2 separate regions of the Homo sapiens genome follow, and region 1 is linked to region 2. Evidence: chromatin loops called from intact Hi-C (ENCODE). Cell type or tissue: CD4-positive, alpha-beta T cell. All regions are shown on one strand. Each heading gives the region's core, and the rest is flanking DNA. Links, peaks and the distances in the headings are about the cores only.

What was found. A loop is a pair of places that touch in the nucleus more often than their neighbours do. Peaks named below come from ENCODE experiments on the same cell type or tissue, not always from the same donor. Only the 100,000 strongest peaks of a DNase experiment are listed, where the experiment ranks them.
Region 1: a loop joins it to region 2, with 3 times the contacts of the local background. A loop is called at or near these places in 2 of 110 quality-filtered maps.

What each region holds. Positions count from the first base shown.
Region 1 is chr7:46,688,141-46,703,496 of GRCh38, reverse strand. LOC730338 (a long non-coding RNA gene) reads left to right here and starts at 6,375. Exons shown (of 3, transcript NR_134575.1): 1 at 6,375-6,494; 2 at 10,528-10,686; 3 at 13,951-15,356. In CD4-positive, alpha-beta T cell, for the core only: no CTCF peak of the experiment used is centred there; no DNase peak of the experiment used is centred there.
Region 2 is chr7:46,628,782-46,644,137 of GRCh38, reverse strand. It overlaps the pseudogene HMGN1P19. Among named protein-coding and RNA genes, the nearest start is that of IGFBP3, 720 kb to the right of the region's middle. In CD4-positive, alpha-beta T cell, for the core only: no CTCF peak of the experiment used is centred there; no DNase peak of the experiment used is centred there.

The DNA.
Region 1 (15,356 bases), core at 4,517-12,516, 60 kb before region 2:
TCCAGGGGAGTTTGTGTAAATTTGAATTCCTGTCCAGGTGGTGGCATAGACCTTGAATTTCTGCTTCTAATGTCTGATTCCTTATTTTTTTTACTTCCCAAGACTGTAAAGAAGTTCAGACTTCTTGTACTTTCTTTGTTCTGTGAGAGTAATTCTGTTCCGCTTTTCACTGAGGGAAAGCAGGTTAAGCCTGACTCAGGTATGTTTTTCCCACATCTGTAGCTCTTGGCAATGTTCTCTTCCCTGAAAGGAGTAGACCACATGCAGGCCTGTCTCAGGGAAGACCCTCTCTGTGAACTCCTGCATGAATGATGAATGCATGCTCACCTCCTGATTCTCATCCCTCTTTCTTTCTGTCTCTTATACCTGAGATTTTATTTTGACTTATTTTAGGCTCAGTTATAAATTGATGTCTGGCTCTAATTTGGGAAGCATTTCTGTGTGCCCTACTGAGAGAAGCCATTCCCCATTAGCTTAACTCACTCTATTGCTCCAAGTTCTCAAATATGTATACCTTGGTCATTTATTATTTTCAAATGTTGTGATTTTTTTTTCTATATTAAAGACATTTGGGCGGGTGTGGTGGCTCACACTGTAATCACAGCACTTTGGGAAGCCAAAGTGGGCAGATCACTTGAGGTCAGCAGTTTGAGAATAGCGTAGCCAATACAGCAAAACTCTGTCTATACTAAAAATACAAAAATTAGCAGGGCATGGTGGCCACACCTATAATCCCAGCTACTCAGGAGGCTGAGGCAGGAGAATTGCTTGAACCCAGGAGGTGGAAGTTGCAATGAGCCGAGATTGTGCCATTGCACTCCAGCCTGAGCAACAGAGCAAGACTCAGTCTAAAATAAATAAATAAATAAATAAAAATTAAAAAAAAAATTTATAAATAGTGGATATTAACATATTTTTCTGTTTTTTTCTCCTTTAAAAATGTGTGTTACATTTAAAAAATATTAATCATATTATTTGTAGAAGAGTTTTAGGTTTACAAAAAAAATGAGCAGAAAGCTTATAGAGTTCCTATAGCTCTCCCTCCTGCACACAAAATTTCTCTATTAATAACATTTTGCATTGGTGTTTTAGGGTTCCCCAGAGAAATAGCACCTATAAGATGTATATAAATATAGACAGAGATTTATGATAAGAAATTGGCAGCCGGGTACAGTGGCTTATGCCTGTAATCCCAGCACTTTGGGAGGCCAAGGTGAGTGGATCACCTAAGATCAGGAGTTCGAGACCAGCGTCGCCAACAAGGGGAAACTCCATCTCTACGAAAAAAAAAAAGTACAAAAATTAGCCAGGCATGGTAGCATGTGCCTGTAATCTCAGCTACTCGGGAGGCTGAGACAGGAGAATCACTTGAACCTGGGAAGCAGAGTTTACAGTGAGCTGATACCGTGCCACCGCACTCCAGCCTGAGTGACAGAGCAAGGCTCTGTCTCAAAAAAAGAAAAAAAAAAAAAGAAAGAAAGAAATTGGTTTAAATGATTATAATGGTTATGGAGGTAAGAAGTCCCAAGAAAGACACCTCACAATTTGGAGACAAAGAAAAGTGATGGTGTAATTCTAGTCTGAATCTGGCAGCCTGAACCGGGAAAGCCAACATGGTTCTAGTCCGAGTCCAAAGGCCCAAGAACCAGAGGAGGTGAGGGTATAAGTTGTAGTCCAAAAGCCTATGCCTCAAACCTAAAAGGAACCCATGTTTCAGTTTAAGTCAGGAAGAGACCAATGTCCTGGCTGAGGCAGCCAGGCAGGAGGAATCTCCTCTTGCTCAGTCTTTTTGTTCTATTCAGATCTTCAATTGATTGGATGAGGGTCACCCACAGAGGGGAGGGCAATGTGCTTTATTCAGTCTATCAACACATATGTTCTCATCTAGAGCACCTTCAGAGATACACCCGGAACAATGTTTGACCAAATAACTGACACCCAGTGTCTCAGTCAGGTTGACACAAAATTGACCACCACAACTACTATAGTACATTTGTTAACATTAATGAATCAATATCAATACATTGTTATTAACTTAAGTTTGTTATTAACTTAGGTTTATAATTTATATTAGGGTTTAGTCTTCCTATTGTGCAGTCCTAAAAGTTTTGGCAAAAGTATAATGACATGCACCTGCCATTGTAATATCATACATGATAATTTTACTGCCCTAAAATTCCCACTTTTTCAAAGTGGGTTGTAGTTGGAATTGTATAGTATGTAGACTTTTCAGACTAACTTGTTTCACCTAGTAATAGCCATTTAAGTTACTTCTTATTTTTTCATGACTTGATAGCTTATTTATTCTCATCACTGAATAATATTCAATTGTATGGATGTAACACAGATTATTCATTCACCTACTGAAGAACATCTTGGTTGCTTTCATGTTTTGGCAATTATGAATATCCATGTAAGGTTTCTCTGTGGACGCAGGTTCTTCACCTCATTTGGATAAATACCAAGGAGTGTAATTGCTGCATTGCCTGATAAGAATATGTTTGGTTTTTAAGAAGCGGTCAAACTGTTTTCTGAAGTGGCTGGACCATCCTTCATTTCCACCAGCAATGAATGAGAGTTCCTGTTGCTTTACAACCTTGCCAGTATTTGGTGTTTGCTGTTATTTGGGTTTTTGCCATTCTCATAGGTGTGTGATGGTTTCTCATTATAGTTTTGGTTTGCAATTCTACAACAATACATGATGTTTGACATCTTTTCATATGTTTAATTGCCATCAGCTTATCCTCTTTGGTTTCTGTTCATTTTTTTTCATTTTTTATTGAGTTGTTTGCTTCCTTACTGTTGAGTTTTAAGAACTTTTTATATATTTTGGATGCAAATTATTTATTAATAAGTGTTTTACAAATATTTTCTCTCAGTCTGTGGCTTGTCTTCTCATTCTATTGGCATTATCTTTCACGGAGTAGAGATTTTTAACTCTAATGAAGTCCATCTTGCCATTTTTTTTTTCCTTCATGGATTGAAGTGTTGTATCTAAAAAATTGTCACCAGATCCAAGGGCACCTGGATTTTTCCTACGTTATGTTCTACAAGTTCTATAATTTTGCATTTTACATTCAGATCTATGATATATTTTGAGTTAATTTTGAAAAGTTGCAGTCTGCATCTAAATTTACTTTTTTTTGCATATAGAGATCTAGTTTTTCCAGCACCATTTGTTCAATGTACTGAATCCTCTCTGCATTGAATTACCTTTACCTTTACCCTTTTGTAAAAGATTAGTTGAATGTATTTGTATAAGTCTATTCCTGAGCACTGTATTCTGTTCCATTGATCTATTTGTTTACTATTTCACCAATATCACACTGCCTCGATCATCGTTTATAGTTAGTCTTAAAGTTGAGAAGTGTCAGGCTTCCAATTTTGTACTTCTGCAGCATTTTGTTGGCAATTCTGGGTCTTTTGCCTTTTCATATAAGCTTTAGAATCACTTTGTTAATAGACACAAAACAACCTTTTAATTTTGGTTGAAATTACAATGAATCTATAGATCAAGTTGGCAAGAACTTATATCTTGACAAGATTAAGTTTTTCTGTCTCTCGAGATAGAATATCTCTCCTTTTATTTAGAGCTTTGATTTCTTTCATCAGAGTTTTGTAGTATCCTCGTATAGATATTATAGATAGTTCTTTAGATTAATACTCAGGGATTTCATTTATTTGTGCTAGTGTAAATTCTGTTGTATTTTAAAATTTTAAATATCAACTATCTTTGAAATGAATTGACTTTTGTATATTAATATAGTACCTGCAAACTTACTATAATTACTTAGTTCTAGATTGGTTTTTGATTTTTTTGAGATTTGTACATAAACAATTATGTCATCTGCAAACAAAGATGGTATTATTTTTTCTTTCCTGTTCTATATACCTTTGATTTATTTTTATTTTTTGTTTCACTAAGTAGGATTTCCAGTATCATGTTGACTAAGATCAATGAAAGGATACATCCTTGCTTTTAACCTGATCTTATGAGGAAAGCAACTGGTGTCTCACCATTAAGTATGATGTTAGTTGTAAGTTTTTATGAATGTTCTTTATGAAGTTGAGGCAATTTACCTCTATTTCTACCTTACTGAGTTTTTATCATGAATTAATATTGGATTTTGTCAAATGCTTTTTTTTGCATTATTTTTATAATGAATATATAATCTTTATTATTTAGTATGTTGATTTATTGATTAAACTGATTGATTACCTAATGTTCAAAGGGCTTTTCATACCTGGGATAGATTCCACTTTGTTATGGTGTATAAACTGTTGCATTCAATTTGCTAATATTTTGTTATCTATGTTCTGTCTATTTACAGGTTTTTATATTTACGTTCGTGAGAAATATTGGCCTATAGCTTTCCTTTTCTGTAATGTCTCTGCTTGATTTTGTTTTCAGACTAATGCAGTCTTCATAGAATTAATTACTAAGCAAATTACTCTCTTGTATTTTTTAAAAGAGATTGAATAATATTTGTATAATTTATTGGTGAGTATTTCACATGAGATTGAGAAAAGTCTGTACTATGCTGTTGTTGAATGAAGTGTTTTATAGATATCAATTAGGTTCAATTGATTGGTGGTGGTGTTCATTTCAACTCTGTCCTTACATATTTTCGGCTTGCTGGGTCTGTTAATTATAAATGGAGAGTCATCGAAGATTTAACTAAAACAGTAGAGTTGTCTATTTCTCCCTGTAGTTCTGTTTACACTTAAAGTATTTTGAGGCTATGTTGTTAGGTGCATACACATTGAGGATTGTTATGACTTATTGGCCACTATATTAGTTTGTTTTCACACTGCTATAAAAAAACTACCTGAGACTGGGTAATTTATTAAGAAAAGAGATTTAATTGACTCACAGTTCCACAGGCTTAACAGGAAGCATGACTGGGAGGCCTCAGGAAACTTACAATCATGGTGAAAGGTGAAGAGGAAACAAGCACATCTTACCATGGTGGAGCAGGAGAGAGAGAGAGAGTGAGAGGGGAAATGCCACACACTTTTAAACCATCAGATTTTATAATAACTCACTATCATGAGAACAGCATGGGGTACACTGCTCCCATGATCCAATCACCTCCCACCAGGTCCCCTCGACCCCCCACAAGTGGGGATTATAGTTCAAGATGAGATTTTTATGGGGACACAGAGTGAAACCATATCAACTACTTTATCATTATGTAATGTCCCTCTTCATTTCTGTTAATTTTCCTTTCTCTGAAGTCTGCTTTGTTTGAAACTTATATAGCTACTCATGATTTCTTTTGATTATTGTAATCATAGTATGTTTTTCCTTATGCCTTTACTTTTAACCCTTTTGTGTCTCTATATTCTTATGGACAACATATAGTTGGCTTTTGTTTTTCTATTCACTTTTAAAGTTTCTACCTTTTAGTTGGTATATTTAATTGATATATTAGACCATTCACATTTACTGTGATTAATGATATAGTTGGATTAATGTCTACATTACCTGTAACTGTTTTCTATTTGTTGCCCTTGTTCTTTGTTTGTATCTTATTTTTTTGGTCTTCTATTCTTTTCTGCCTTCTTTGGTTTTACCTGAGGGTTTCATATGATTCCATTATCGATTCTCTTTTACCATACCAATTATAACTTAATATATTATTTTATTTTGTTTGTTTTATATTTCATTTTACTTGTTGCCCTAGCATTTGCAATATACATTTGTAATTAATCTAACTCCACTCTTGAATAATGCTATAATTTGAGAGCATGCATTATCTACTGATAATTAATGCTGCATTATCTACTGATGTTTAGATAATGCAGATACCCTGTAACTGTATATTCCTAATTTTTTCTCCTGTTCCTTATAGTATTTCTATCACTCATTTTACTTATCTATGCTATAATTAGCTAGTACATTGTTGCTAATATTATTTTGAAAAAAACTATTTTCTCTTACACTAATTAAGAATAAGACAAAATATTTTAGTTTGTCTTGATTTTTTTTTTGTTTTTTTTTTGAGACAGGGTCTTAGTCTGTTGCCCAGGCTGGAGTGCAGTGGCACAATCTCGGCTCACTGTAACCTCTGCTTTCCCGGGCTCAAGTGATTCTCCAGCTTCAGCCTCCTGACTAGCTGGGACTATAGGCACAAGCCACCAATGCCAGGGTAATTTTTATATTTTTGTAAAGACAGGGTTTTGCCATATTGCCCAGGCTGGTCTTGAACTCCTGAGCTCAAACCAGTCTGCCTGCCTTGGCCTCCCAAAGTGCTGAGATTACAGGCATGAGTCACCACACCAGGCCCTTTCTTGATTTTTTTAAAAAAATGCTCTTTCTTTATTAATGTAGATACAAGTTTCTAACCTGCATCATTTTCCTCCTCTGAAGAAGGTATTTTAACATATCATGAAAGGCAGGCCTCCTGGTGACAAATTCTCTCAACTTTTATCTGAAAACATCTTTATTTCTTCATTTCTGAAGGATAATTTTACTGGATATGGAATTTCAAGTGGGTGTCTTTTCTTTCAATAGTGTAAATATTTTACCCCACTCCTCTTTCTGCTCACGTGATTTCCAGAAAGAATTCTAACATAATACATTTCCTTGTTCCTCTCTGGGTAAGGCATTTCCCTATCTGTGGCTTCTTTCAAAATTTTCTCTTTCTCTTTGATTTTTCTGCAGTTTGAATATGATATGCTTAGATGCTTTTTAAAAAAACAAACAAACAAAAGGCTCTATCCTGCTTGGTTTTCCTTGAGCTTCCTAGATGTGTAGTTTGGTATCTGTCATTAATTTTGGAAAATTCTCCATTACTTAAGCCATTATTAATTCTACTAATTTTTTCTGTTTCTTTTTCTCTTTCTTCTTTTGCTATTCACATTATGGATCTACTATACCTTCTGTAATTTTCCAACGGTTACTAGATAATCTGTTCTCTGTTTTCTTATTGTTTCTTTCTTTTTGTCTTTCTTTTGCTTATTAAGTTTGAGAAGTGTCTGTTGACATGTTTCAAGCTCACTGTTTTTTTCTCCAGTTGTGTCCAGTCTACTGATGATCCCATCAAAGGCTTTCTTCAGGTCTATATTACTTTTTTTTTCTTTTTTTCAATCTCTAGCCTTTCTTTTTTATTCTTTCTTACAGTTTCCATCTCTCTGCTTATTTTTTCCATCTGTTATTGCTTGTTGATTACTTTTCCAATAGCATCCTTAGCATATTTTAATCATAGTTAATTTACATTCCTGGACTGATAAGTTTTATAATCCTTGGTGTATCTGAGTCTGATTCTGATATTTTATGTCTTTAAGGTTTTTTGTTTTTATTTTTGGTTTTGTTTTATTTTTGTTTAGCTTGTTTTGCTTTTTAATTTATTTTTGCCTTTTTTATGCCTTGTAACTTTTTTTTTTGAGAGCCAGACCTAATGTGTCAGGTAAAAGGAACTGAAATAAATAGGCCTTTAGTGTGAAGTTTACATTTATCTGGCTCAATTGTAGGTGTGTATACTGTTTTCTCTTGCTCTAGGTGCCAGAAGCTAACATTTTCTCTAGTATTTTGGATTATCTTTTCCGTTGTCTTGGATCCTCCTCATATAGAGTTTGAATCTTGTGGTCATTTTATCTGTAATTCCCTGTTATTATACAGAAGGCTAACTGATGTGGAGGTGGCGAGGGGGGTGTCTCCTGTAATACCATCATTCAATCTTAGTCTCTTAGTGAGACTGTGCCTCTGGGCTGTGACCTTTAGAATTACTTCCTAGCTCCCTCCCGCCTCCATTTAGGTAGGAAAAGAAGGCTAGAAATGGCTAGATTTTAGTATTTTCCTTTCCTTTTCCCAAGTCAAAAGCTAGCAGGGGTTGAGTTGGATATTTTTATTTCCCCACATTGGTAAGGCAATAAGACCCAAGTCAGCTGGTCTTGAGTGAAATAGTTTGCCTGTGGGCTGGACTTTATTAAGGAAAAAAGAGTTCTTTAAGCATATTTCAAAATGGTTACTTTTCCTCCCCTCTGCTGGAAGCTTGAGGGAATTTTTCTGTAATAATTCTGAGAACCTGGTGGGGCTCCTGGAGGTAACACGCAAGAAAGAGTGTGGATCCCTCTAATATTCGATCCCTTGGTGTTTTTAACTTTCAAGCTAGTCCACTTTGGGTCACCAGTATTTGCTAATTGCAGTTCAAGTATTAGCTCAGCTGTGGGCCTCTGCTCCTGGGCCTCTGCCCCAGCAGGCTATGATTCTTGGTACCTGCCTCTCCAGTTTTCCAGGCAGCAGTGCCCTATGGCCTCTATTATCTGACGGATCTGAAAAACATTATTGATTTTCAGTTTGTTCAGCTTAGTTCTAGTTGTGTGGGTATGAGTGGTGGCTTCTAAGCTTCTCTCTATTTTAATAGACTAGAAACTGAAAGTTTATATATTACTTTTTAACTTTGATGTGTTAAAGTATAGAATTATTATCTTTTGTGATTTCTTCTATTTTTTAAATGTAAAGATCTTTTTCTATTGAAAATATTCAATATCTATAGAATATTTTTCCTTTTTAAAAATAAGATATTTATGCTTTTATTTTTCATATTTAAAGTCAGGTGGAAGATAAAGTATTAGGAGAGATAAAATAATTTGATTTTAATTACTAATTGGAAATGCAGTTTGGGAAGAAGCTATGTAAATTTTAAAAACATTTGTTACATTACTCTATGGAAATATGATTGAAGGGTTGATTCTTAGAATTTCATTAAAAACACAACAAAGTTTGAGAAGGTTGAAAGAGGCACAGTTTACTTCATTCACCTAAAAATTCTCTCCTATTATCATTCACCATTTCTGGTGCATCCCTTCCTATCCTACCTTAAGCTGCTTACTGGTGAGGATCTGTCTTTTACTTTTACTATCTGTTGTTAGTGTGGAAATTAATGGTCAGGAAAATAAGTATAAATTTCTAATGCTAAGTTAAGTTTTTGATATTGCTGCATTTCCACAAATTGTTGTTAAACATGTTAAATTTCTCTCTAAATATTTCCCTGCTTTTTAAAACTTGTATCAAATAGCTGAAATGTGAGGTCTCAATACAATGACACAGAACTTTTCTCAATGAGCTTGCTTGAGATATTTCGTTTAATTCATTTGTATTTTCTGTTGTTTTAATGACCAGTTAGTAAACACTAGAATGAAAGACCCCAAACCTTGCCCAGTGTGTTTGAGAAATTATTGAAATAACTGTTGCTTATTTGTGTTCAATTCAGTTATTTTGACCCTTCAAAGAGATCACGTGACCGCTGATCTTCCTCTTCACTAATCAATTTGAAATGAGGTAGAATAGAAAACACATTATTTTCTAAAAGTAATTCTGATTTGTTCATCGTAACAAATTTAAAAAGCATAGTAGAAAAAGATTAGAATCAAATGTGGTTCCTCCTGCTTTGTCCCACCTGCCCTGGACGTCTTTGTCCCCAAGCCACACACATACAAGAGGACACACAGGCATGAACTTAGGGGTTTTGGTAAGCTCTGTAGGAACTCTAGCCTAGTCTCCTCAGCTGTAATGTCATGTGCTGTGAGGAGTTGATGAGATGACTTAGGTGCAATTACAGAGTTGGCCCGCAATGTTCTTTGTCTCCTCTTTCTGTCTGAGTGCTATGCCTCTAGCCTTGTGCTCATCCATTATTTAGGGAACATCTTAAAAGTGTTTCTCTGCCCAGGGAGAAGACACGATTTCATCTGATGTCAGTAATGTCTGTAAGGTTTAATATAGCAAAGAAAATCTGCATTAAAGACTGCAAACTAAGGGCTTGCATTTTGGCAGTTATTAAGCCTAACGGAAAGAACATGACCTAGGGATTTGGTGGTCTAATTTCACCTTTTGGACTAGTCATTTTTCTGACTGTGTATACTTGAGCAAATTTCTTAAGATATTCAGTTTAATTTCCTTATATATAAATTCAATTAACTTTCCTCCCTATGTTCCCACTAGAATTACAGAAAACCATGCCTGCCTAGAATTGGTACAGTAACTAAGCTCATACTAAATACTGAAAATATTTGTCTTATTATTAAAATTGTTAAAAGAAGCAATTATAATAATTATCATATCTTTCTGATAATAAAGAAGAGAATGGAAATTACCTGTCAAACTTTTTTTCTGTAAAGAACTGGACTGACAATCTTATATTTTGTAAAATTCCCAAAGCTGTATAAGAAAGACAACTTAATCATAGAGAGTCAAGTTCAGCAGAAATATACTAAAATGTAAATTTTAAATCACTTTATCATGATGCATTAGAATAAATTCTTTTCTATTTAAAACAATCTTACTTGCTAGAACACTTTGACAAAGTCGTTTCTACTTCTGAACACGAAGCTGCTGTGGATAGGTCCAAAACAATACTTAGATTTTGAGTTTATAATAGAAATTTGGAGAGTCCAGTTTCTAGTCTTATCTAGACCCATGGCAAGCCATTTCAACTTTGATGAAAAAGATTTAACCTATTTACTTCATAGAAGGGCTTTAGAGAAACAAAAAGAGAAAGCATACTATAATTCTTATGTTTTCAGACTCTGTTGTTAGGTACAGAGCAGAATTTTGAAGATGCATTAATTCTTTCAAGTCATGAAGGCAGTGTACAAGAGCAAGTTACAAAATGGCGGCCTGAGACCAAAAGAACCAATGAATTATCTTACAGAGACTTGCTTGTTTTGCTTCCTCTTTTCACAGTAAGTTATCTCAATTGTCCTATTTTTAAGTTTACTGATTATTTCTTCTGTCTACTCAAATCTGCTGTTGAACCTTTCTGGTGAATTTTTCACTTTAGTTATTATACTTTTTAGTATCCGAATTTCTATTTTGTTTTTATACTATATCTTTATTGATATCCTTGACTTGTTTGTACATCATTCTCCTAGTTTTCTTCAGTTCTTTATTAATTGTTTTTTCTTGCTGTTTGCACATATTTCAGCTGGTTGATTTAAAGTGTCTAGTAAGTTTAATGCCTGAGTTTCCTTGGATACAGTTTCTGTAAGTTTATTTTCTTTTTTTTTCCTGTGAATGAGCCATAATTTATATATATATATATATATATATATATATATATATATATATTTTTTTTTTTTTTTTTTTTTTTTTTTTTTGAGATGGAGTCTTGCTCTGTTGCTCAGGCTGGAGTGCAGTGGCACAATCTTAACTCACTGCAACCTCTGCCTCCTGGGTTCAAGCGATTCTCCTGCCTCAGCCTCCTGAGTAGCTGGTACTACAGGTGTGTGCCACCACACCTGGCTAATTATTGTATTTATAGTAGAGGTGAGGTTTCACCATTTTGGCCAGGCTGGTCTTGAACTACTGACCTCAAGTGATCCACCTACCTCAGCCTCCCAAAGTGCTGGGATTATAGGCATAAGCCACCATGTCCAGCCTCCAATTTTTTTTATATGTCTTATAATTTTTGGTTGAAATTTGGCACTTTGAATGTAGTAATACTAGAAATTAGTCTTTCCTCCACTTCAGAATTTGCTATTGTGTATTGTTGAGGTTTGCAGTCATCTATTTGTTTAGTGACTTTTCCAAACTATTTTTGCAAAGAATATATTTCTTCTCGTATATTGCCACCACAGTTTCTATTCTATTATCTCATCAGTTAGCCAGTTACCTGACAGAGAGCTGATGAAATGCTTGGAGTCTAAAAGAAAAAAAAAGTCTCCCAATCTTTGAAGACAGGCTCTGACTGAGGTAGTCCTTTAGGTCGAGCCATGTGTGACTCTGCCTTAGCCTTCACTTTCTGTTTACATGAAGCCCAATATTAGACTTACAATACTACGGTACTCTTAGATTTTTTCTGAATGTATGTCCAGTCCTGAGCATAAATAGTATACTTCATATTTCCTGTTACATCTGGAAACCCTTCAGAATATATATTTCCCCAAAGAAGCTTCCTTCTCAGCCTCCTTCTTCCCAGGCTTGTGGTAATCTTTGTTGCTTGCCTCATCTATGGTCCCATGCCCCAGAGCTCTATAAGTAGCTACTGTATGTCTTAAATTCTTTAATCAGATGCTTCCTGGAAAGCCACTCCAGACTGAGGGGCGCTGCCATGAGCCTAGGGATTAGGGAAAGTTAGATAGGTAAACAAAATGGACATAACTATATATTAATGAGACTTTGAAGCCTCTTTCTTCACTAAACACTCCGTTGGTATTGTGAGATTTCCATGGGATCTGAGAATTTTGAAAAAGTTGATATGGTCAGTTTCTTGTCAGTTTAAAGATTGTTTCCAGGGAGAAATCAATTGATGGGGCTTCTTATTTCATCATTTCCATGAAGTTACCTCCTCATTCACTTTCAAGTACTAGTTTATTGATGGGAAATCTGATTCTGCAATTAATATAAATTATGAAATAACAGTAATTGTGATTTTTCAAACCCTATTAAAACACATTTTATATCTTTCTATCAAGTGGTACAAAATATGTAAAGTTATTATGCATTAATAAAAATTTTGAGCAGAACAGAGTATTAGAATCCTTATTATCTGAATGAGGTTATTTTCAAGATGAAAAAGCAGCTGAGAACTGGAAGGAAGGTAAAGCATCTTCTTTGAGCCAATACTGATATTAATACCCAGGCCACCTCCCTTGTGAGGTAATGTCCTCTGCCAACTAAAGCAGTAGCATGTAACATAGATCATGATAAACATTTGTGACAGCATTTTACCTTACTCAGTAAATGAAGGCAAGCCAAGGTAACTGGTGGCATGAAAGTAGAGGAAAATAATTAGTGGACCTCAGAAGCCCTGCAAATAATCCTGTACAGTGACAGTGACCAAAAGTGATCGCAACAGTTTTTAAAGGTTTATTAAGTTGTTCATCTTGATTTTTCCATATGTGGCATATTGTCACAGTAGGAGAAGACTCCTCTTGTGTTTACTCTTTGAAGCATGGGTACATGGCTTTTGTAATCATCTGTGGCAGCAATAAATCATAATTTTAAAGCAATAATTTTTAATTAATTCATTTATTTACTAAGAAATGGCTGTAGCATCATACAAAAGGAAACTGTTATGCAGAGGGCAAAATAAATCCCCCTTCTGCTGCTTAAATGTGGTATAATTAAAATTATTAACATCTTTTTTAAAAGAGATCTTATTTTTGTAAGCAACTGTTTCAGCCTACAGAGCTATCTCTATCACTCATGGAGTGATATCACTCACAGCTGTTAATTTTAAAAAAGTATGTGAGTGTGGGATGGAGATGTTTATATAGTTTTAATGATGCAAATATGAAGGCTTGTAATTAGTGATTTTGGCAAAATAATAAGAATGTGTGGAGCTGAAGATAGACTCTAGGCCTTCTGCTATACTTTTAAGTTTGATTTATTTGTTCATTTATTGAAGATTTGCTAAGCACTATGCTGGGAATTGCAAATCAAAGAATATGTAAGATGCCATCCCCATCCAAGGTAAGTCTACGAATCCAGTTAATAAAATTACAAAAGTCAAGATGATGTCTTTGAAGCAAAGGTGATGTGCTAAATTGCATGCCGTAGACTGGCCCTGCCGCGACCCTTTCTGTATGCCAAAAACAAGCTGGGAATTGCATTGCCCAATATCCCTTCTACCCGTAGTTCCACATTTGAGTGGACCAACGAGAGGCACTCCCCCAGGTGTGAAAAGAGCAGTCCTTATTCTCAGGAACAATCTGCAGGGCTGTGTGGCTGGCCAGCATGGCCCTGAGGGCCATGTGCCTGAGGCTGTAGCTTGAATGAGCTAGTAGGAACTCCCATTGGTTATGGGGATTCTCACAGTCCCCATCCCCAGAGAGCTCATGAGAACCAACTGCTTTGGTGCTTTCAGTCTGAAGCCCTCAGGTCAGCCACCCTAACTTTTGATGGGTACTCTTCTGGACTTCCCATTCCCAGATCTCCCAGTGCTTCTGAAACCTTAATCTTTTAGTCCTTCTGACTCAGCACTGATGATGCATTTCTGTTCATAGACAAGAAGACAGACATCATTAATTTTTAAAAAATTACTATTTGACCTTTCGGAGAGCCAGCCAAGGAATCATGGATGTATGATATTTGACCTAGATTTTGAAGACAGTTTCTACAAAGAGAAAAGTGAGCAATGGCCACGCAGGTGATGAAGACAGTCTTCGAGAAGATGGGGAAACATAGAAACATATGACCTGCTCAAAAGTACAAGAGATTTTGCGTGACTAAAAATGGTATGGGAGGGGCATCCCAGAGAAAGAAGATGCAAAGTTGAGCTGACAGCAGACCTTCAAGCACCTCAAATTCCAGGACAACCAGAAGTCTTTCCTTAAGCGAGAAGCAGAAATGCATTTTGGATATTTTGCAAGAGTTCATGTAAGCTATATTAGTTACCAGAATTAGCAAATAAAAATACAAGATACCCAGTTAAATTTGAATTTCAGCTAAAGATATATTTTTCTAGTGAAAGTGTGTTCCGTGCAATATTTATGACATAGTTATGTTAAACTTATTTGTTGTTCATTTGAAATTCAAATATTATTGGGCATCTTTGCAACCCTTAGCATAATCAGGGCCTTTCACTTGGATTTCCTAATACCAGGGGCTAACAGAATCTTTAAGAGCCAGCTGTCATTATATATCATGTTCATCAGTCATTTTGGGCCTTTCAACCTTTTCTCCATAGACCTAAAGTTAAGAAAAAAGACATATTTGCAGGTTTGTGTGGAAAGCACTCGCTAGAACTGAAGCTCCCTGCAATAACTTTTGAAGTAGCAGAAATGGACTTAGGGCTCATCTGCAGGCACATTGCATCTTTACCTAATCTTCAGACACTGCTTATGGCTTGGATTGCTTAGGCCGTAGATTGATCATTAATCTTTAGGACGGTCCGGTGTGGTGGCTCATACCTGTAGTCCCAGCTACTCTGGTGGCTGCCCAAGACCTTGGGAGCCCCCCACTGTTGCATCAGCATTCCTGGATATGAGACATGGAGTCAAAGGAGATTGTTTTGGAGCTTTAAGACTTAATGACTGCCCTGCTGGGTTTCGGACTTGCATGGAGCCTGTAGCCCCTTTGTTTTGGCCAGTTTCTCACATTTGGAATGGGAACATTTCCCCAATGCCTATACCCCCATTGTATCTTGGAAGTAATTAACTTGTTTTTTATTTTACAGAATCATAGGCAGAAAGGACTTTCCTTGTCTCAGATGAGACTTTGGACTTGGACTTTTCAGTTAACGCTGGAATGAGTTAAGACTCTGGGGGACTGTTGAGAAGGCATGACTGATTTTGAAATGTGAGAAGGGCATGAGATTTGTGAAGGGCAAGGAGTGGGATGATATGATTTGTCTCTGTGTCCCCATCCAAATCTCATGTCAAATTGTAATCCCCACATGTCAGGGGAGGGA
Region 2 (15,356 bases), core at 4,808-12,807:
AGTGGAGAAATAGAGATGTATAAAGAGGTAAGTTTTCTATACTTCACTCAAAGAGTAAAATCTCAAGTCGATATAGATTACAAATTAAAGCTACCAGTAAAAATTTATACAAATAAATACAATTTAAAACAATTTAAATAAATCAGAATGACATGTTACAAAACTAAAGACAGAAAGAAAACCAGGAAAATGTCAAAAAGGACAGAGAATAAAAGATTTATCTATAGTTACATCAAATGTAAATAGACTAAATATGCTAATTAAGATACAGAAGTGACAAGTATATAAAAAATTATGGTGCAATTATATGCTATCTACAAGGATCTAATTTCAAATATAATGATACATGTAGGTTGAAAGTTTTAGTTTGTAAAAATATGTAGAATTCAGAGCAAAGAGAATTATCAGAGAGGCACATTAGTGAATGATAAAAGGGTCAATCCACCAAAAAGACAATGCCAAAAGTGTATGAAACAAAAAGACTGCAAAACATGTGAAACAATATCTAATAGAACTGAAAGAAGAAATAGACAAATATACAATTACAACTGGAGACTACAATACTTCTCTCTGAACAATTTGGTAGAACAATTACACAGAGTATAAAACATACCTAAATTTTCTGAGAGGGAAATTTATAGTACTAAATGCTTACAATAGAAATCATGAAGGCTGGGCATGGTGGCTCATGTCTGTAATCCCAGCATTTTGGGAGGCCAAGGTGGGGGGATCATGAGCTCAGGAGTTCAAGACCAGCCTGGGCAACATGGAGAAACCCATCTCCACAAAAAATTAGCTGGGTGTGGTGGCATGTGCCTGTGGTTCCAGCTACTTGGGAGGCTGAGATAGGAGGATTGCTTGAGCCCAGGAAGTGGAGGTTGCATTGAGCCAATATCATGCCACTGCACTCCAGCCTGGGTAACAGAGCAAGATTCTGTCTCAATAAAAACACAAACAGAAAGAAGTTCTTGAATCAATGAATTTAATTCATATGTACAGTAACTAGAAAAAGATGAGCAAAATAAGCCCAAAGCAAGCAGAAGAGAGTAAATAATAAAGATAAGAATAGAAATCAATAAAATTAAAATTAGAAAAGTAATACAGAAAATTAATAAAGAGCAGTTTCCTTGAAAAGATTAAATTGACAAACCCCTAGCAAGAAAAGCAAAGGAAAAAATAAAAACACAGTTACCAATGTGAATAATGAAATGGAATACCACTACAAACCCTACAAGCATCAAAATGATATTAAGAAAATACTGTGTACAATTCTACACTCTTAAATATAACTTTAATGAATCAATTAATTCCTTAAAAAGCAGACTGAATAGGAAATAATCTGAATAGCTCAATAACTATTAACAATATTGGATTCATAATGTTAAAATACCTGAAAAATAAATCTCGAGGCCCAGGTTGTTTCCCTGAAGACTTCTAACATTTAAAGAAATGGAAACTATAGACTGAATATCCTTCATGATGATAGATGCAAATGTTCCTTTTTTTTTTTTTTTTTGATAAAGGGTCTCAGTCTGTTGCTCACGCTGGAGTGCAGTGGCGCAATCTTAGCTCACTGCAACTTCTGCCTCCTGGGTTCACACCATCCTTTGACCTCAGACCCCCAAGTAGCTGAGACTAAAAGCACATGCCACCATGCTTTATTAATTTTTGTACTTTTTGTAGAGATGGGTTTCTCCAGGTTTCCCAGCCTGGTCTGGACCTCCTGGACTCAAAAGATCCTGCTGGCTCAGCCTCCCAAAGTGCTGGTATTACAGGCATGCACCACTGTGTCTGGCTGATGCAAATATTTTTAATAAAATGTTGGCAAATATCATTCAGTAGTATATAAAAAGATTATATGCCATGACCAAGTAAAATGTATTCCAGAGATGCAAGAGTAATTCAATATTTGAAAATCAATATAATCTACCGTTTAACAGGTTAAGAAAAATTACATACCACATCAATTGAAGCAAATAAAATATTTGACAAAACCCAACACCCTTTCATAATAAAAACTCTTAGAAAACTACGAAGAGGATGGAACTTCCTTAACTTGATAAAGAATATCTACAAAAATCTACATCTAATGTCATACTTAAGGCACGAATGTCTGCTCTTGACACTATTATTCATCTTAGCATTGCAAGCTGTAGGAAGTACAGCAAGACAAAAAAAATAAAAAAAGAAACAGAAGTCATGCAGATCAGAGAGGAAGAAATAAAACTGTACCTACTTATAGATAAAATTGTCTGTATAGAAAATTCCAAGGAGTCTAAAAAAATTTTTGGAGCTAATGAGTGAATCCAGAAAGTTTACAGCATACAAGATAAACAGAAACATCAATTAAATTTCTATACATTAGCAATGAAAAAGTGGACACATAAATAAATGCAATCCACTCACAATCATTAAAGAAAAATAAATACATAGGGGTGAATCTAAAAACATATGTCAGGACTTGTATGCTGAAAAGTATAAAATGTTGGTGAAAGAAATAAAAAATCTAAATAAATAGAGATTATGTTCATGAAGTGGGAGACTCTATATAGAAAAGATGTCAATTTTCCCCAAATTGATATACATTTTGAATGAAATTCCTACACAAATTGTAAAAAAATATATTTTGTGGGTGTAGACACGAGTATTTAAACACTGATATGGAAAGTCAGTGGTAACAGAATCACTAAAACAAATTTTAAAATAATTAGAGTGGAAGGGATCAGTCGATTCTATTTCAACACTTGTATGGCTGTAGTAATCAAGACTGTGTCACGTTGGAGGAAGTGTAGACATACAGATCAGTGGAATACTAAGAATACTAAATCCAGAAAAAGACCCACAGAAATATGCTCAACTTTAATATAGGTGCACAAGCAATTTAGTAGAGGAAGCACAGCATTTTCAACAAATGGTGCTGGAGCATTTGAACATCCACAGGCAAAATTATAAATCTGAGTCTCATACTGTCTGCAAAAATTAGCTCAAAATGGATCACAGACTTAAATGTAAAATATAAAACTTTTACCAAAAAAAGCACAATAGAAAACATTTGGGATCTAAGCCTTGTGAAGTATAATTTTCAGGCTTGACACCAAAAGTAAAATTCATAAAAAAAAATTAAAGGAAAAAATGATGTAAGATATAAGCCGTGGTTAAGGTGAGGGGCTTAGGATCTTTAACAAGAGCCAAACATACTCTGCACTCATTCATTTTCATACAAAGCCCATCACCTTGGCGATGGCCATTCACAGCTTGCCCCATGATATGGTCTGGATTTGTGTCCCTGCCCAAATCTCTTGTTGAATTGTAATCCCCAGTGTTGGAGGTAGGGCCTGGTGGGAGGCACTTGGATCATGGGGGCAGATTTCCCCCATGCTATTTTTGTGTTACTGAGTTCTCACCAGATCTGGTTGTTTAAAAGTATGTAGCAACTCCCTCTTCACTCTTTTCCTCCTTCTCCAGCCATGTAAGACATGTCTGCTTTCCCTTCACCTTCTGCCATGATTGTAAGTTTCCTGAGCCCTCCTCAGCCATCCTTCCCATATAGTCTGTGGAATTGTGAGTCAATTATACCTCTTTTATTTATAAATTACCCATTCTCAGGTTGTTCTTTCCAGCAATCTGAGAATGGACTAATACACCCCACCTAATCTCCCTTTGCCCGTCTGTGCCCTGATCTTTGCCTCATTGGTAGACCTGATGGATGCACCATCCAGTTCCCTTGCCTCTGGACCCTGGATGAGTCTGACCAGTGGGAAGCATCAGCAAGATATCAGAGGGCAGAAAGAGAGAGAGAGGTCTTTTCTTCCCATTTCTCCCTTGCCCCATGCGTGGTTCTGCGGCATCTCTGTTCCTCTTGACCACAACCCTGCTGGGATAGAGTCAACTCCACAGTTCTGGCCCATGCTGGCTACAGGCACACTGCTTCCGCTGCTGACCTATTTAGGCCTGGGAGGCCTGATAAAGCTCCATTGCCCCATAGTGCTCATCTCTGAGCCCCTTGGCTCCACCTACACCTCTCTAAGAGGTCCTTTACCACCTAGATTTTATAATCCCAGGTGAACTTGATCACTGTTTTCTGTCCACAAACTTAATAATATGACCTTCACTTGCACAGGAAGGCATTATTTTGTCTTTTTTTTTCCTTCCTGATGTATAATTGTTCTGCCTTTTTTTGGATTGTGGGGAGGCACTCTTCATAATCTCAGTTGAGCATGGACATCTTCATGTTTTCTTTTTGCATTTGTCTCCTTTCCTTCTCAGGGTTGCACTCATGGTCACTTACCTGCTAGGACAGGGGCAAGGTCTTCAGGTTGTCATAGGACCTTGCCACTAACAGTGTGGTCCATGGACTAAGAGCATTGGCCCCACCCAGGAGTTGGTAAGAAATGCAGAGTCCCAAGCCCCACCCCAGGCCACTGCCTCAGAACCTGCACTTCAGGGGATAGCATATGAGCCATGCATCCGTTAAAGTCTAAGGACTGTTTAAGGGATTGGTTCTCCAATTAACATGCAAAAATTATCAGACACAGGCCAACACTGTGGCCTCTACCTCCCAGAATTATTTTTAAGGTTGGATCACCATAGATAATGCCTGAAATAGTTTCTAGCAGATAGATGGAGCCCAACAACCAACCATCTTAATTCTTACAACTGCCCAAGGATGCCCAGCTTGACAGGAGAAAGTCAGGCCTTTCTGTCATCTCTGCCTTCCTGCGTTGTTGAAAAAGTCAAAGAAATGATTTAAACAACAGTGCAAACATCATGGTTTGTGATGCTGCCTTTTGAAGGTATGCGGGAATGCATGCTGCCACAGGTAGTGCCTTCATCAGATCTTTGAGGCCCACGAAATGGGGATGGGAGGGTGTGGGGAAGAGGGAGGAGGATGTTCCCTTCTCTGAAAAAGAAAAAGAATGTCCATTACCCATCCCTACTGGAGCAAGTGCTCTCTGCACCACATCCTGAGCTGCCTCTCCTCCAAGGAGCCTGAGCCGGGACCTGTGGTTGGCACAGCCTAGAGCACCAAGGATAGCTGTGTGGAGGGGCATATGTCATACAGCATGGGGCTGCTCCACCTGGAAGAAGGAGTGTCTTGATTTCCCTTCCTTCTCCAAGGGGAGGTCAAGGGATGGAGAGAGTAGATGCTGCAACCCAGCTCCAGTTCTTCTAGAGCAGAACTTCACTGTGGAAGGGCTCCCTTTTCCCCACTACTTATCCCTTAAGAGGGGTCGTACAGAAGTGAATTCATGACCTTTCTGCGCCACTTGACTATCGCCATGCCTGACTCTCTGCTTGGCCTGTTTGGGAAACCAGACCTGCCCAGCTCAGGGTTCTTCCTCTTCCTCTCTGGAGTGGGCTTCCTGCTGTGAGTGCAGGGGAGACATATTCAGCCGGACATGAGGGACTGGGAAGAGGCTTGCTGGAGCCCAGGTGCTAAGTGAGCAAGAATTGGCTTGGCTAAGAGATGCAAAGTGGCACTGCCCAACCTATCCAGTGTGGATGTCCTAAAAATGACATGGTGACCGAGGGGTTCAAACTTGAGAAGGGCAGATGCTATGGAAAATACGGGGCCTTCTCATGTTCCCCACCATAGTCATCAGTTCTGGTGCTGTTGGTTGCTGAGATTCATTCAGTGCTAAGTATAAGTCAGGAGCTGGGGATAGAGGTGAGCAAGATGGATGGCTCTCACATACTGACCTGCCAGTCAGACCAGCGCATGCAGAGGAACCCCTGGGTGAATTCAGCTTCCCATAAATTCTATGAAACAGAGCTGTGTTGGAGAGTAACCAGGCAAGGGCCTGGCATTCAGCTCTTGCTGTGACATTTGAGTTGGGACCTTGCGGCGTTCTGGGGATGCAGGTTTCCAGAGGAAGGGACAGAGCCCCCAGTGTCAGAAAAAGGAGCATCTATAGGGTGTATGGCCCTGGAGAGGGGCTATGAGGATGGATGCTGGGGGGCGGAGGAGGACCACAGTGGGATGGGCCAGAGAGGCAACTGGAGACTGAATCAGGGTCCTGCTGTGTCCTGTGTCCAGGGGCTGCCGAGCTCCCTGGATGTGTGATGAGCTCTCAACTGGCTTTCCCAGTTCTGCCAGGGCTCCTAGGAGAGGATCCCCTCCCCTGACCTCGTGCTTCCGAGCTGTGGCCTTGCAGACACTGGGTCCCCTGAGGCCCTGGCCTGCAGGCTCACTTACCCTGAAGTCAGTGTGCATTTCAGACTGGCTATGCCCTGCATTATTGTTTTTTTTTTGAGGGGCTTGACACCAGCACTTCATTATCCATGCTCAGGGCCCTCTAACGACGCTTCTGCACCCCTTGGATAGGATGTGTATAGGCCGAACAGCAATTCTTGCATTCCTTGTATTGGAAATAGAAGATTTGCCAATTTTACCATTTGTTTCATGGAAAGATCTCAGCTATTTTTGGTGTTTCATTTGTTTGTCTGTTATTATCTTTTATTTTGTTTTGCTTTTTACTATGCTGACAAAATCCTGGGGGCTCTGCAGAGATTCCTCAAGGACACCACTCCTGGGAGAAAATGTTTGTCTTGGTAATTAAATTTATCTACGTTGTACTAGTTTGCTAGGGATGCGGTAACAAATGGTCAGAAACTTCCTGGCTTAAACAACAGAAATGTATTCTCTCAGAGTCTTGGAGGGTGGAAGTATGAGATCAGGATGTCGGCAGGGCTGGTTCCTTCTGAGGCCATGAGGGAGTCTGTCCCAGCCCTCTCTCCAGCACCTGGTGGTGCCGCCCATCCTTGGAGCTCTTCGGCTTATGGCCACACCACTCCAATCTCTGCTCCATCTTCATATGACTCCTACTCTGTAGCTCTGTGTCTCTAACCTCCTTCTCCTTTCTTTTATGAGGACAACGTTTATTGATTTCAGGATGATTTCATCCTAAGATCCTTAATTTGAATCTGCAAAGGCTCTATTTCTAAATAAAGTCACATTTATATGTACTGGGGTTTAGGACTTGGACGTGTCTTTTAGGACACACTCCTCAACCACTCCACACGTTCTCGGTATGCTTGGGTTCATAATAATAAGGATACTACATCAGCACTCATATTGCCTGGGAGCTTAACTTGCACTGCTTTTCACTCAAGACTCAGAAAAAATCAACCCAGTAGGCCCAGTCAAGTGGATGGAGACAGAAAGTTCAGGGAAGGACAGGAAGGCCCTTTGGCTCAGTTCTTTCCTTCACAAAGGTCCTGCCATGTAAGCCTTTGAGGACGTCTTCAGATTTGCCTGCACACAAAAAGTCACAATGACATAAAATAAAAGACAAGCTGATCAATTATTATTATAGCCATTTTCAGATCACATGATCTGCAGGGCTCTACGAGTTAATATTTGGTAAATCCTATAATTGAATTATATTGTGATTAGAAACAGAAATTTTCTTTTTATAGAAAAAATTAAAAGAAATTAGCATTTTAAAATTATTTCTGAATAATTCTATTTCTGTTTTAGCTGCTTATGCTTTCTTCTGTTTCTCCTTGTTCTTTTTAAGATAGGAATGGTTCAGGGCTCACTGGGTCTTTGCAAGTCTCTGAGTATGACTTTATTCTCTATTTTATAGCTATAGAAGCAGAGAATTGGAGGATTCAATAGTTGAGCAGGACTGCAGGGCTTGAATCCAGTTCTTGTGCACTCCAGAGTAGCCAATATGCCACATAGTCCTGTGTCTCGTGTACTCAGGAACATTAGAGAAGGTTTGTCACTGGACTTTTCAATTAAGGAAGTTTGCACCTAATGCAGACTTGTGCAGAGATTTGGGGAAGCAGATAGGAGGGGGTGGAGTGGAGACAGTGGTTTCAGGGCATGTGGGACAGGGTCAAAGCCACCATCCTTCCAGCCCCTGCCAGGTCAGTGTCTGTGCACACTGGCCCCAGCAGTGGGCTATGGGCTGCTTATAAATCTGTGGGTTGAGGGGTGGAAGGTGAAGGGGGCTGTCAATAGGAGGAATGTTTAGTCCAAGCCAAAGAGAACATTAGGCTCCGGGGATACCTTCCCTTCTAGGGGAAGCAGAGTCTCACGTTTAAGTGCTCAAACGTTCTGCCTCTGGAGACTGTCACAGTTAAAAGTTCTGGGCTGGGAGATGACTGGACAAAGGTTGGCCAGGCCTCAGGATGGGAAATCTGGTGTTTAAGTGGTCTCACTAGGAAGTCCTTGATTCTGGAAGCTGGGTCAGGAAGACACAGGCTCTCACAGGGCCGGCTCCCTGTCTCACACCCACTCTGATTAGGATAATTTTGTTTTAGACCAGTTCCAGTGAATACCAAGTTATTGATTGTTTTCTTTTTAAATTCTATTTTATTATTTCCTAACCTGATCTTTTTAAAAATTTCAAATGTTCAGAAAAATTAAGTGTGTGTATTTTTTTCATAATTGAGATTTTATTTGTTGTGTTGAGGATCAGTATACAGACATTTCAATTTGTATGCAATTCTTAACATACACACTGAAAATCTAAAAAGCCATGTATTGTAATTTTTTTAAAGTTATTCCAGTGATGCTCCCGCTTCAAATTCGGAGGCAAATTCCTTAAGAGGCTATCATGTACCAGTATCTACACATGTCGATAGACTGTTTCACATGTCCACCAATTCACAGTTGAATAGCATATACACTGTCTACTCCAAATTTCAACTTTTACAGCACACTCACAAAGTTATTAGGAAAGCAGGACTGTCATGATCGAAGATGTCACAGAGTGCACACAATTTTGATAGGAATGATCATGATCAGGGAATGGTTTTCTTTAATAAACAATTCTACCAAAAAACAACATGGGATTAGAAGTAATTTTAAATGTTCACGACATTAAATGCAGGACTGTGACTCCATCTTGCCAGTTAGTATGCTTTGTACTATAGAATAAAAACTAACCCCCCATTTATGGAACATTAAGCTGAAACCCGAGACTGCCAAAGTCCCCCACAATTCTCTATGTCACAATATTTTTTTGATTGTACCAAAAAACAAACAACCAGTGAATGATTTAACCTGTTTTTAAAAAGCATTTACACTTAAAAAGTGGAATGAGGTGGAATTATCTCCTTTTAAAAAATGTTTCTAGAGCTACTGAAAAACTTGCATTTACAAAACAGTTGATAAAAATATTCATCTGGATAGCACAAAAAGGGAGACAGGGACCTCTGATAAGACATGGTACATGATATTAATCAGACTCGGCTTCTTTCTCTCTGGCTTTATCAAAGGCTGGACTCTTCTCTGTTTTAGTTTCTTCATTTTCTGAAGGTAAATCTTCTTTAATTTCTTGGTCAGCCACTTCAGCCTGTTTTCCCATTGCTCCCGTTTCCCTTTTGTTTGCACTTTTTTGTCTGAAGATTTATCCTTTCCTGCTATTCACCCCATACACACCCCGCCCCCCACCCCCGCCACTTCTTGGCTTTATTTCCACTTTTTCAGGAGCAGGTTTAGCTGACAACCATACCGATCACCTCTTGGGCTCTTCCTTTACTGTTCCTTTGGCTGAACTGATTTTCCTCTTGGTTGTCTTGGTGGTGGGGAGGACGCATGCCTGGTGCTTGTGGACCAATGTGTGCTGAGAGCCTTCTTGATGCTGGGCTGCTCAGCTCCTGCCCTAATTATTTAATTAAAGCTCCCCCACCACAGCAGAAGGCCAGTAATCTCTGTGGACATTGAAGATATGCTGAATGAATCCATCCATTTGAACTGGACCCAGAAGGCTAAGGTCATCCTTGCTGCTTCATCATTTCACGTAAATGAGTGGTAAGCCTACTAGACTGCAAATATCCAATCAATTTAAAATAAAAAAAAAAACCAAAAAACAAAACAACAACAACAAAAAAAAAAAACGGCGTTTGGTAAGAAATAGAAGCTTCCCAGCTTCTCTCTTTCAGCCCCTTGGCTCTTGCATTAATTGTTTCTGTGAGGATTATTCCTGTTTTGGAAAGTATCTCTTTGGTCTTGCTTTTTGATGCTTTGAGAGGCTGATAAAATATTTCATCACAAACTTCCCGGGAGGAGCTGATGCGTCTGTGATTTTTCTTAGGTCAATGAATTACACAGCCTGTTTGACCATGTTTAATACCTAATGCATGCATAGTTTACTCCTGAGCTCAGTGGTTGGAGAGGCAATGAGCAGTGGAGGAAGGTTATCTTCAAAGGTGCTATCTGGGTTTTAGAAAGCACAAAACAATAGACACGTCAAGTAAAGTGATGATGTGAAAATTACTGCAATTATCAAGGATAAATACATTTGAATTGGAACACCCTCAAGGACAGCTCATTCTTGGCTCAGTCTTCCCTCCTGTTTTGAATCTCCATTTGCAACTTTGGTAGCTGTCCATGAAGACCAATGGGCATGAGTCGAGGCAGGGATTTTTCTTATTTTTGTTTTTGTGGAGAGTGAAGGCATCACATTATTATTAATTCATAACTCTGAATCAGTTAAGGGAGGGGATTTTTTAAAATCACAACTAAACAAGGTTGTGCCTGACTTTTGTAGGTGCTTATGACAAAGAATAGACACCTGAGCTTTGTATGTGTTTCCAACCAACCCTCTGCTCATTTTGTTCTGTCAAAAGTATCGCTTTTCCCAATCCTGCCTATGATCCTAGAGGCTCCACTACAATTCCTTCTTGATTCTGCTCCAAATCAGATAATTGGTCCCCCTCTGAACATAGGAGCACCTGGTTTTTGGTGCACATCACTTTTTATGTTGTCAAACTTCTGTTTTGCTGACTCATTCTTCTTCCCTCTCTCCTCCCCTCAGCAGCACACGCTGTTATTGGGAGTTTCAACTCATTTTATGTGAGTGGTTTACAGACATTTCCATTAAGGAAGTGGAAGGAAGAGTCCAAGAGAAAGAAAGCACAGAAAGGGAAGGAATGAAAGTGCTAAAAAAAAAAAGAGAAGAGAGTCTAGGTGATGTTTGCAGGTTACAGAAGGACAAGGGAGAAAGAATCATCCCTTTAAGATCATATTAGAGGATGTCTGCAAAGTGTCTGCTGTGTAGATTCAGGTCTCAACAAATGGTGGCCATTATTAATTCTATTCTATTGAATGTAGCAAGGTCAAAGATGTGGTTTTGGTCACAGCCAATCCAGAGATCTTCAAAACAGAGTCACCTTGCCCAATGTCTGGTAAAATAATATGTAAATGAGTCAGTTTGTTACTTTTCAAAAAAAGGCTTATGTCCTCTTCCTCCCCAAAAGTGGAATATCTATTGTTGGATCTAGGAAATTTTAAAATGTTTAATTATTAAAAATAATTATTTGATATATTTCTCTATGCTTGTGAAGATTTCCTATGTAATTAGATGAGACACCTAGAAGCAGACACACAGATTCTAAAGAACATAACTTTTAAGAAGCTTGACTCCTGCTGCCAGTCTGTTCCTCAGAGATTATAACACCCTGTTCATGATTGACATGAGATTAACTACTCTTTCCTAGTGTACTAAGAAAACAATTGCATTCTTATTTTACATTTTTTAATTTCTACTTAATTCAATTTTTAATGTGTAACTTCCAGCAAAATTAGTGTTTAATTTCCAGTGAACTTCATTTTTAAGTTCTAGTGAGTTTCAACTTATTTACATGTCAAGTAGCCATTTATATTTATTCTTCTGTGACTTTACTCTGAGGAGGTGTATTAGTCTGTTTTCATGCTGCTGATAAAGACATACTCAAGAGGGGATAATTTATAAAGAAAAAGAGGCTTAATGGACTCACAGTTCCATGTGGCTGGGGCAGCCTCACAATCATGGTGGAAGGGGAAAGGCACGTGTTACATGGCAGCAGGAAAAGAGAGAATGAATGGCAAGTGAAAGAGGTTTCCCCTTATAAAACCATCAGACCTTGTGTGACTTATTCACTACCATGAGAACAGTACGGGGGAAACCGTCCCCATGATTCAATTATTTCCCACCAGGTCCCTCCCACAACATGTGGGAATTATGGAAGCTACAATTCAAGATGAGATTTGGGTGGGGACACAGTCAAACCATATCGGGAGGCAGTATTTGTGATCTTATCTATTTTGATCTCTTCATGTATTAAGAATATTAATGTGCTTAATCTATAATATTTGTTGGACTTTTTATCACTGTATGCCGTGTGCATAGACTTTTGAGTATTTTGATATTTCTCCACTGTTTTTTTTTTCTTTTTGGGACGAAGTTTCACTCTTGTTGCCCAGGCTGGAGTGTAATAGTGCGATCTTGGCTCATTGCAAACTCTGCCTCCAGGGTTCAAGTGATTCTCTGGCCTCAGCCTCCCGAGTAGCTGGGATTACAGGCACCTGCCACCACACCCATCTAATTTTTGTATTTTTAATAGAGATGGGGTTTCATAATGTTGACCAGGCTGATCTTGAACTCCTGACCTCAGGTGATGCGCCTGCCTTGCCCTCCCAAAGTGCTGGGATTACAGGTGTGAGCCACTGCACTCGGCTTCCACTAATTTGAAATTTGAAAAATTTTCTCTAATCAAAGAGTAGATCTATATGCATCTCTATTTTCTTCTAGAACTTCAATTTTATTTATTATTTTCACCTTTTTTGTTAGCTTATTGTCAGAAATTTTAAATTTATTTACTATTAGTTAACCAAATCTCTCCAAACCATTACTAAATACTTTCTTTTCTCGCCAACTGGTGAATTTTTACCATCCTACATGAAGTTCATTTATATCAGGACCCATTGCTTGACTTCGATAGTATAAATATCTCTGTCCATTCTTATCTAGAATTGTCATAGTTACATATTAAAAGAGTGATTTAATATCTGGTACAGTATTATTATAATACATTTTTTAACTGTATACTATATTCTCACCATAAATACTTAAATGATCTTAGTGATTTTTTGATAACCCATGTCCCAAACAATCCCACTGAGCTGGTATTGTGTCCTTATTAGAAATGCTGTTTATTTTCATTTAATGTCTTCATAATTATTGCTGGTATATACCAAAGCTTTTGTTTTCTGTTCTTTTTTTTTAAAGTCTGATCACTATATTCTACTCTTTTAGAACAAATCCAGTAGTATTATATAAGTATTTTAGGTGTACAATCATGTAATCTTATAATCTACAAATAATGACAGTATTATCTATCCTTTTTAAAAAATCTCTTTTGATAGATTCACTTTGATGCCTTCTTAAATTCAATTGTTAAGTTAAACAATATTGATAATTCTAGAGTGCATATTAATGATAAAAGCCTTTACCTTTATGGTAAACTACCTAATGCTCTTTAATTTGTATTTTACTCTATTTTGTTCTAAATTCTTTTCCCAAATTTTTTAAATTTAAAAGTGTGTTAGCTTATTGCTTGCATGTGATATGTGAGAATTTATGTTTATAGTTTTCAGGACATTAGAGACTTCCAGCATTTCCATGGCCATACATTTTTTTTTTAAAGACTTGACTCAAATGAAATAATGCATTTTTAATGTGAGGGTGAAGGAGATGTGAGAGGTCAGAGGTTAGTCTCCACTCATAGTGATTAGGTCTTGTACTCTAGCCTAAGTAGCAGTTTTTACATTTAATTTAATTAATTTATTTCTGTCAGCTGTTGGGGCAGCAGATGGTTCTTTTGATTACAGCAAAGCAAAGGTAGGAAGCAGAAGTCTCACAGACACTCAGAAACTCCAGGAGGGGGACTAGGGGAGTGGTGCTGAAGTGCCAGGGCTGGCAGGTCTCTGAGGACCAGTTGAAGGGAGGTATGTTCCCTCCCAGGAGGCTCATAGGGGCTCAGCATGTCTCTGTTTTCACTGTTTCCAGGGTGGAGGGAAAGGACTGGAGTCCACCCTCATACCCCTGGATGGCCAAATGCCAAAGTCCCTGCTTTTAACCTCAGAGCTGCAGATGGATCTCCACTGTGCACTTGTGGTTGGATTCCAGCCTCCAAGCACGTCTGAGTAACATGAGCCACACAGTGAGGCCCTGGCTGGGAAGATGAACAGGAGGCCACGTAGGCCTCCAGGGCCAACCATTTCTACTCAGGCCTGGGAGGATGCACAATTCTCCAAACATGAACAGAATGTGAACAGTGACCCAAGCTCAAATCCAGATCTTCAGATTCCAAAGTGACTGGCTGTTCTGTGCTGTGCAGAATGGAAATTATACAGTAATATACACTCTCTGGAAAATATCAGGAAACGAAGGCCACCTGTGTTGTCATGCAAGCCTGAGAGACAGAACCCAAATATAGGCTGGAGAAATGGAAAAAGGCTGCCTGAAGGGGAACAAGAGGCTCCGGAGGTCATACTGGGTCAGATGAGCAGCTTTCAGTCATGTTCTCTGCCAAAGCCCCCAAAGCCCGCCACAAACCTGCCTCCCGAGGGCATAACACCAGATCTGGGGGCACCAGGACACAGCCACCGTGTGGTGTGTTGTCATCAGCACCACCTTCTTTGCTGCTGGTGGTCATGGCACAGGCTGCCCATTCTGCAATCCAGCCCCAGAATCCCTTCAGAGCCTGGGGTTGATTTTTCCAATCCCAGCTTTTCAGTGGGAACAGAGCTCTGCTCCCTAAGGAGAGGATTCTCAAACAAGCAAGTGGTTAAGATACTGGCATCTGAAAAAGAATGGCAAATGTGCATTGCATCATTATAATCTGAAGTTCAGCTTGTTTATCTAACACTTACTTACTGAGGATCTATTCTGTGCCCAGCATGGTGCAGAGGAATATGATCCATGGGGGAGTGTCAACTTGGCCAGGCCGTGGTGCCCACTTGTTTGCTAAAACACTAGTCTAGATATTGCTATGATGGCGTTTTGTAGATGTGGTTAACATTTACACTCAGTGGACTTTAAGTGAAGGACATTATCCCTGATTCTAGGGGTGAGTCTCATGTAATCAGTTAAAGGCCTTAAAAGCAAAAAGTGAAGTCCCCCTACCCAAAAAAAGTCTGTCAAGACTATAACATAGAAACCCTCCTTGGGTCTGGGTCTCCAGCTTCCTGGCCTGCCCTGGAGATTTCAGACTTGTCAGCCCCCATAATCATATGAGCCAGTTCCATGAATTAAATCTCTCTCCTTTTTCTCTCTCTCTCTCTCTTTTTTTTTTTTCTTGAGACGGAGTCTTGCCCTGTCGCCAGGCTTGAGTGCAGTGGTGCGATCTCAGCTCACTGCAACCTCCGCCTCTCAGGTTCAAGCGATTCTCCTACCTTAGCCTCCTAAGTAGCTGGGACTACAGGCGCGCACCACCACGCCCGGCTAATTTTTTTTTAGTTTCAGTAGAGATAGGGTTTCACCATGTTAGCCAGGATGGTCTCGATCTTCTGACCTCATGATCTGCCTGCCTCGACCTCCCAAAGTGCTGGGATTACAGGCGTGAGCCACCGCACCCAG